Linked DNA regions of Homo sapiens: region 1 is linked to region 2. The links are chromatin loops, found by intact Hi-C in ENCODE. Cell type or tissue: PC-3. All regions are shown on one strand.

Evidence for each region. Peaks named below come from ENCODE experiments on the same cell type or tissue, not always from the same donor. Only the 100,000 strongest peaks of a DNase experiment are listed, where the experiment ranks them.
Region 1: it touches region 2 in a loop (10-fold over the local background); 1 of 110 quality-filtered maps calls a loop at or near these places.

Annotation. Positions count from the first base shown.
Region 1 is chr10:67,695,621-67,699,620 of GRCh38, forward strand. CTNNA3 (catenin alpha 3) reads right to left here and starts at 575. Exons shown (of 18, transcript NM_013266.4): 1 at 380-575. RefSeq lists an enhancer at 2,275-2,324. In PC-3, a CTCF peak has its summit at 2,216; a DNase peak (open chromatin) is centred at 2,231; H3K27me3 peaks cover 2,025 bases.
Region 2 is chr10:67,854,107-67,858,106 of GRCh38, forward strand. No RefSeq gene overlaps it. Among named protein-coding and RNA genes, the nearest start is that of DNAJC12, 18 kb to the left of the region's middle. In PC-3, a CTCF peak has its summit at 1,699; a DNase peak (open chromatin) is centred at 1,665.

The DNA of each region.
Region 1 (4,000 bases), 160 kb before region 2:
CAAACATATTCCATCTTTGCTTCCTTTTCCCCACTCCCATGCCAAAGCACAAGCATCCAGGCCATATCTTATCTTTTCCTGCACAGTATCCAATCGGCTTTTTATAGCCAGAAACTCTCTGAATGCAAAGCACGACCTTGGCTACCAGCTTCCCCTGGCAATAGTTCGAAAGTTATTTATAACTTTAAAATTAGCGTGAAAGCCTACGTTTCTCATAACTAGTCAAAACATTCCTATTTCATACAATAATGTGATCTTCCTCAGTTCAGAAGAAAACCCCAAATTTTAAACCTATGATTATAACTAAGACACAGGAATTCAATGCAGAAATGAGAATTCGCTGAAGTTCAGCTCTTCTCTTTACAAACTTGATTCTTACCTTTCTGTTTCTTCCTATAAAGTAAATGGGCTTAAAATTCAGCTCCCGTAGGGAATTTTCCAAAAAGAGCTTTGTGGGGGACGGAAAAAGGCTTCTTGGTGGTCACAGAGTTACAGAGTACCAAATTGAGAGGCAGATGACAGTGGGGCAGTCAATTTCGCTGAGCGTTGTTCACCCAGGATAAGAAAGAAAGGGGAGGTTACAAGCCAGGGTGGGTGGTATCTAATCCTGAACCGCTAGTCACTGACCTCACTGACAACTTGTTACTGAAAATACTTCGTTGAAAAAGGCCAGACACATACTTTGCCTAGAGACCTACAAACATAGCTCTGAATAAGTTTAGATTTGCATTTCTCTAGTTCCTTTCCAAAAGAAGAACCTCTTCTATCTAATTAAAGCCAAAGGCTGGAATTATTGAAAGTGAAAAATGATAAAGCAGGGAAAACAAGAGTCCAGGAAATCCTCACATCAAAAGATCAATTATGTAAAATTCAATGTCTTCAGAACCCTAGAGATGATGGCATCAAGGCCATGTGTCACATCTGAGATCGTATTTTTCTTCTTCTGAAATATTACCTGTCTCATCCCTTGTACCAAGCATCACACTCTCTCCTTCCAGTATTTATGAGGAACCACATCATTATCAGTAAAGAATCTAAACTGAAGATTTACCAAAAACTCAATAGGTTAACCCATTATTAAATTTAAGCCACCAAAAAAAAAAGTCTTCTCCACCAAAATTTATTTTTTCTCTCTATGACTATTCTTTTTCACATTTCCTTTTCCCTTTTTTTTGATATCTTCTCCCTCAATATCTTCACATCCACTGAAACAATCTTTATCATTTCATCAATTCCTTGACATCCCACTCGAACTTCTGTGGCATTTCCTTGGACATTACCATTTTTCCGACTTTCTTCTAATAGCTTCTAAAACAAGAGGTGCTAACTAAAATATGAACTACTTGTTTGAGTTTTGGCAGTCCTGTTCTTAAAAGGCTGAATTCAAAATAAAAAGAAAGCATTTATTTATTGGCTCTCCAGATACTCTTAGCACAAATTTCAGGGAGCCAAGAGGAAAGGCAGGGTCTGGGAACTGTCAGAGAATCAACTATGAAAGGAGTTCATTTTATATGATTTTCAGGATAGCCTTCAAAACAACTGTATTTTTATGTAGCTACCTTTAAAATGGGCATAATTGACAATATATTTATCTAAAGATTCTTAGTTGCTAACATGCTATCCTCCCCAGATTTTTTTAAAGCAGCTTTTTCCCCCTGGAGAATCTAGGAATAGCATCTTTTCACAGTGAAACAAAGAGTAAGTTTTATGTCTCTCAATCCATCTTTTCTTGAATAAAGAAATCACTTGACACTTGCAAAATAGCAGGTTTTGTTTTAGAGCTTTAATAATGAATGTTTTCCAAACCAGGACTGTTGAATTGAGCCCAAGATGAGATATCCAAATTCTATCATAAGCCTAGCTTGTCCTGCTGTGAAACCACAATAAGTTACTTACCTGCCCTGTACCTCTCCTTTCCACCTACAAAATGTAGATGAGAACTCTTATTCTTTTCATTTGCTTTTCAGAGGATATGTGAATTAAATGGATAAAAGCTGAAGAGCTTTAAATTACACTGAACTCTTCAGAGATGCAATACAGATAAAACCTTCTTACAGAATTTGGTGTTATCAAAACAATTAAATATTATAAATATCTGAAATGTAATTTTAAAGAGCTTTTATAGTGGGTTTTTTTTTAATTCCTTCATAAAAATATCTGCAGCCTCCAAGGTAGTATTTAGCTGAAGTATTTCCCACTATAGCCACAAGAGGTCCCCTCCTAGCAATTCAAATCACGTTGGATTTGTTGATCACAGGCCCCATGGTCCTCTGTATTTGTATCAGTTTGCTGACAGAAAACATATATCACCTATGTCAAATTTCCATAGCTAACTATAGGGTAGGAGACAAAAGCAGAGAAATCTGCCTTTCTCTGTGTGATCGCTGAGGCATGCTGGAGGCTAAATAGTTCCTGTAAACTACACAGCCCCTGCATTTTGCATCCTGGCCCTCTTCCAGATTTTCACAGTAGTTCTTTCTTGTCACCTTGCCCAGTCTTGTTCAGTATTTATTCTCCTTCCCTATTTACTTGTTTCCTTTCTTTATACTTTGCAAACTTTAAAATTTTGGCTCACATGCCTCTTGCAAGCAATCAAACATTGAGGGTAGAAGAGCTGGGGAAAAAAAAAAGAGAGAAAAAAGAGAGAGAATAAATCAGGGCCATTACTAGCAATTCTCCCGAGGTAATCAAAAGTAAGTTTTTTCGTTCTGGGCATCAGGACCGGCCCCAAACAAAGTCATTCAATTGGATGTATTGAGAAGCCCCTTGATGCAGAGCCCTGTGTTAGGCGCCAGCTAGAAGATTACAGGAGAGAAGGGAGGCCTCCAAAAAGAAGATAATTCTATCCCTGTCAGTAGCCTCTCTTGGAAAATAAATCCTCCAGGGTGCAATATGTTCTTTAGTCAGAATGGAGTAGTTTCTTCTTGTCAATAAAATCCCTTATAGAATGAAAATCACTTTTGCATGAACCATGAGTCCATTTCATCTGTCCATAATATCTCAAAATACTGGCAATTTCAGGTTCGGGCTTTAAAAATATGTAATTTTCTGAACAGCCATAATACCTTTCTAAAATGAGATTTAAAGCTAGGAATAATCCCTGTTTGTGATAATTAAAACCATTTTTTTCAAAAATATGTGATAAATACTTCTGGCACCTTGTCAGGTATTTTAGGTGAATCTAAATGAATCTGCCCCTGATTTGAAGGTCTTATGTACTATTAATACAAAAAAAAAAAATGTTTCTCACTCTCCCTTCCCAACCATCCTTATTATTAGCAGCTAACCAACTCTCCTGCCTCACTAAGAAGAACAGAAGCCATCTGGAAGATGTTTCACATCTTTCCATCATCAAATCTATAAACCCACTAACACCGAGCCTCATCTTCTCTACCCTCCCTCCTATTAAAATGCAAGAAGTCCTCTTGCTCTTACCAAAGGCTAATCTCTCTTGTGTGCTGGATCCCTTCTTCCCTCACCTTTTCAAGGACTCTGCTCCTTCACGATCACCTCACACACTGCATTATCACCCTTTCTCCAATGATCAGTGCAAAAATATGCCACAGGACTTCTACCTGAAAATTTTCAAACAAACAAAACATACTTTTACCCTACAACTCCCTGTGGTTGCTACTTAGTTCTCTGTGCCTTCATCATAATACTTCCCAAATGAGTTGTCCACCACCCCTATGTTTTTACCTCTCACTTCACAACCCACTAAGATGATTTATTTCCCCTTCACTCCCAAAAGGGTCATTTTTAAGTCTATCAACAACCTCCAGGTGGCCAAACCATTCTGTCACCTGAGGGGATAACACATCCTAACCTATGGCTTCAAATGAGATCTTTAAATGACATAGGATATTGAGTGGGACTTCTCCTGTTGCCAATAATTGGTGACTATGGCTCAAAATGAAAGACAATGAAGCCACCCAGGTACACGCTAAGGAATTTCCAGTATTTGAGGATAGACATTTCACTCAGGGATTACTAAGAAGCA
Region 2 (4,000 bases):
ACCCACGAGGCAGACCAACAGAGCGAGACTCCATCTCAAAAAAAAAAATTAGCCAGGCATAGTTGCACACATATGTAGTCCCAGCTACTCAAGAGGCTGAGGTGGGAGGATCACTTGAGCCCAAGAAGTCGAGGCTGCAGTGAGCCATGATCTCACCACTGCACTCCAGCCTGGGTAGCAGAATGAAACCCTGACTCAAAAAAAAAAAAATATATATATATATATATATATATACACACACACACACACACACACACATATATAATACATATATATACACACACACATACATAAAATATATATACACACATATATACATATATACACATATATACATATATACACATATACACATATATATACATATATACACATATATATACATATATACATATATACACATATATACATATACACACACACACACACACACACACACACACACACACACACACATATATATATATAAAGTTCTCTGGACTCACGTTCTGGCCCCTATAGACATTTGGGTTTATGAGGACCCATGATTTACACTTATTAAAATATATATTCAGTATCCAAATAGAAACAGCACATTCAAATACAGCTTGCTGCTTAAATGCATGTGGTCTACAGTCAGACAGGGATTCAGGGCCATTAGGTGGGATCCCACAGCTAGTAAGTGGTAGCTGAGCAAGCAGGGAGGAAAGGGTGGCTTTTTCCTTTCTTCTTGATCAGCTACCACTTACCAGCTGTGGGATCCCACTGAATGGTCCTGTGCCTCAGATTGCCCCTCTTCATCTGTACAGGGGGGATGAAAATAGCACATCCCTCACAGGGTTCGTTTGAGGATTGAACAAGATAGCATGAATTACTATGGTATCTGGTACCCAATAACTGCTTCATAAATATCAGCTATTATTATCCTCATCAGGGAGTGCTAAAGGGCGAGTTAATGTGGGGGGCAAAGTGAGTTAATGGAGAAGCTATGTAGCTGACCAAGCAGGGAGGCAAAGGCGTTTTTGCCAAAGTGGAGAGAAGACAGGGCAGGATAGGCTCGAGCAAAGGCTCAGAAGAGATGGGGACCAGGACCTGGGCATTTAAGCCATACCATTTCAAGACAATCCCAGTGGAGAGTTTTCCTGATGTTTTAATTTTAAAATCTAAAGACTTTGCTGGCCCCTGCTTCATGATATACAGTTGATGACTGCTGTGATTGTAATAGCAATTTTATGATTTTTCCCAACCATCATTTGGCAAGGATTACACAATTTCAAGAATTCAAACTTCTGTTGAGTGTTTCAGAGTTCTTTTTTTTTGAGACGGAGTTTCGGTCTTGTTTCCTAGGCTGGAGTGCAGTGGCGCGATCTCAGTTCACGGCAACCTCCACCTTCCGGGTTCAAGCGGTTCTCCTGCCTCAGCCTCCCAAGTAGCTGGGACTACAGGCATGCACCACCACGCGCAGCTAATTTTGTATTTTTAGTAGACACGGGGTTTCTTCATGTTGGTCAGTTGGTCAGGCTGGTCTCGAACTCCCAACCTCAGGTGATCCACCCGCCTCGGCCTCCTAGAGTGCTGGGATTACAGGCGTGAGCCACCGTGCCCGGCCGAGTGTTTCAGAGTTGTATTAAAGATATTTTAGCTCTCACTCCAGGATGTTTGTGCTGGGACATAATCACCAGCACTACCTCATCATCACCACTAGGGGAACTAGAACCAAAGGAATTATCAAACTGCTAGGTACAGTGTTTACCTTCACTGATTGCTGCTCAATATTGTATTAATGTTTTTTACTTTGAAGCATATTTGTTTTATGCATATTGAAATGCTTTAAAAATTCAAACTCTAGTAGAATATAGGAAATTAAAGAGTCCTACTGATTCTCATCTCCAATTCGCACGCACAAAATTGTCACTATTAATAAGATTTTTGTGTATCTTTCCAGACATTTTCATGTTTAATCTTTAATTTAAACCCATGATGTGTCCCCTGACTACCACTCTAACTTCATCTTCTACCACTCAGATCTTCAAACTTGTCAAACTTGTTCCAGCCTCAGGACCCTTGCCCTCACTACATTATCTTCCTGGACACTTTCTTGTCGTTCTTTTTCATTTTTCTTTTTTTTCTTTTTGAGAAAGGGTCTCACTCTACTGTGGCCCTGCTGCACTCACTGCAACCTCTGCCTCCTGAGCTTAAGGGATCTTCCCACCTCAGCCTCCCTGGTATCTGGGACTATAGGCGCATGTCACCACGCCCAGCTAATTTTGTATTTTTTGTAGAGATGGGGTTTCACCATGTTGCCCAGACTTGTCTTGAACTCCTGAGCTCAAGCAATCCACCCACCTTGGCCTCCCAAAGTGCTGGGATTACAGGCATGAGCCACCGCGCTGGGTCCTGGACCACTTTCTTTTCCCAGGTTCCCTCACTCAGATGTCAGCTCCTATGTCACTCCCTCACAGAGGCCTGTAGTGACACCCATCAAGTAACTATTGCCCAATCTAAGTCACTCTCCATCACTATGTTTGAGATTGCCTTGTTCATTTAAGTGCTTGCTTACTTATTCACTGCTAAAATGTGACCTCCATGAGAGCAGGAGCCTGGCTGCTTTGTTTACTTCCATATCCCAAGTGTCTAGAATGCAAATTAAGAACTCAAAAGCATCTATTAATTGAAAGAAATGAATGAAAGAATGCTCTCTATACTATTCTGCAACGTGTATTTTTCACCTAATCTTATACAAGTTATATTTTACTATATGTGGATAAGCTTTATTTCAGTCATATCCTTAATGTTTTAAATTTGATTTTCTTTGGGTTACACATTCACATGGCTCAAAAAACAATCTGAAAAGGTATTCAGTGAAAACTCTCACATCCACTTCTATCTCTCATCTGTCTAGTTCTCACACAACCAGGTAACCGTTCCCATTAGTTTATTGCATATCCTTTGTGCAAATACATACATATATATTCTTTTGGTTTTTGTTTTTTGTTTTTGAGACGAAGTCTCGCCCTGTTGCCCAGGCTGGAGTGTAATGGTGTGATCTCAGCTCACTGCAACCTCTGCCTCCAGGGTTCAGGCGATTCTCCTGCCTCAGCCTCCTGAGTAGCTGGGATTACAGGTGCGCAACACCACGCCTGGCTAATTTTTTTTGTATTTTTAGTAGAGAAAGGGTTTCACCATGTTGGCCAGGCTGGTCTCGAACTCCTGACCTCATGATCTGCCCACCTTGGCCTCCCAAAGTGCTGGGATTACAGGCATGAGCCACTGCACCCAGCCATACATACATATTCTTTTTTTTTTTTTTTTTTTGAGATGGCATCTCACTCTGTCACCCAGGCTGGAGTGCAGTGGCATGATCTCGGCTCACTGCAACCTTCACCTCCCTGGTTCAAGAGATTCTTCTGCCTCAGCCTCCCGAGTAGTTGGGATTACAGGTACCCACCACCATGCCTGGCTAATTTTTGTATTTTTAGTAGAGACGGGGTTTCACCATATTGGCCAAGCTGGTCTCGAACTCCTGACCTCATGATCTGCCCGCCTCGGCATCCCAAAGTGCCAGGATTACAGGTGTGAGCCACTGCGCCCAGCCATATATATTCTTTTTTTTTTTTTTTTTTATGAGATGGAGTTTCCCTCTTGTCACTCAGGCCGGAGGGCAGTGGCACGATCTCGGCTCACTGCAACCCCCGCCTCCCAGGTTCAAGCGATTCCCTTGCCTCAGCCTCTTGAGTAGCTGGGATTACAGGCGCCTGCCACCATGCTCAGATAATTTTTTGTATTTTTAGTAGAGACGGAGTTTCACAATGTTGACCAGGCTGGTCTCAAACTCCTGACCTTGTGATCCCCCTGCCTCTGCCTCCCAAAGTGCAGAGATTACAGGCATGAGCCACTATGCCCGGCTCATATATATTCCTATTCTCATTTTCTTCCCTTTTTGTACAAACTGTTCTGCACCTTAATTCTTTTAACAGCATAGTGGTATTTATTTGTAAATTTTATAAATGGATTTATAATT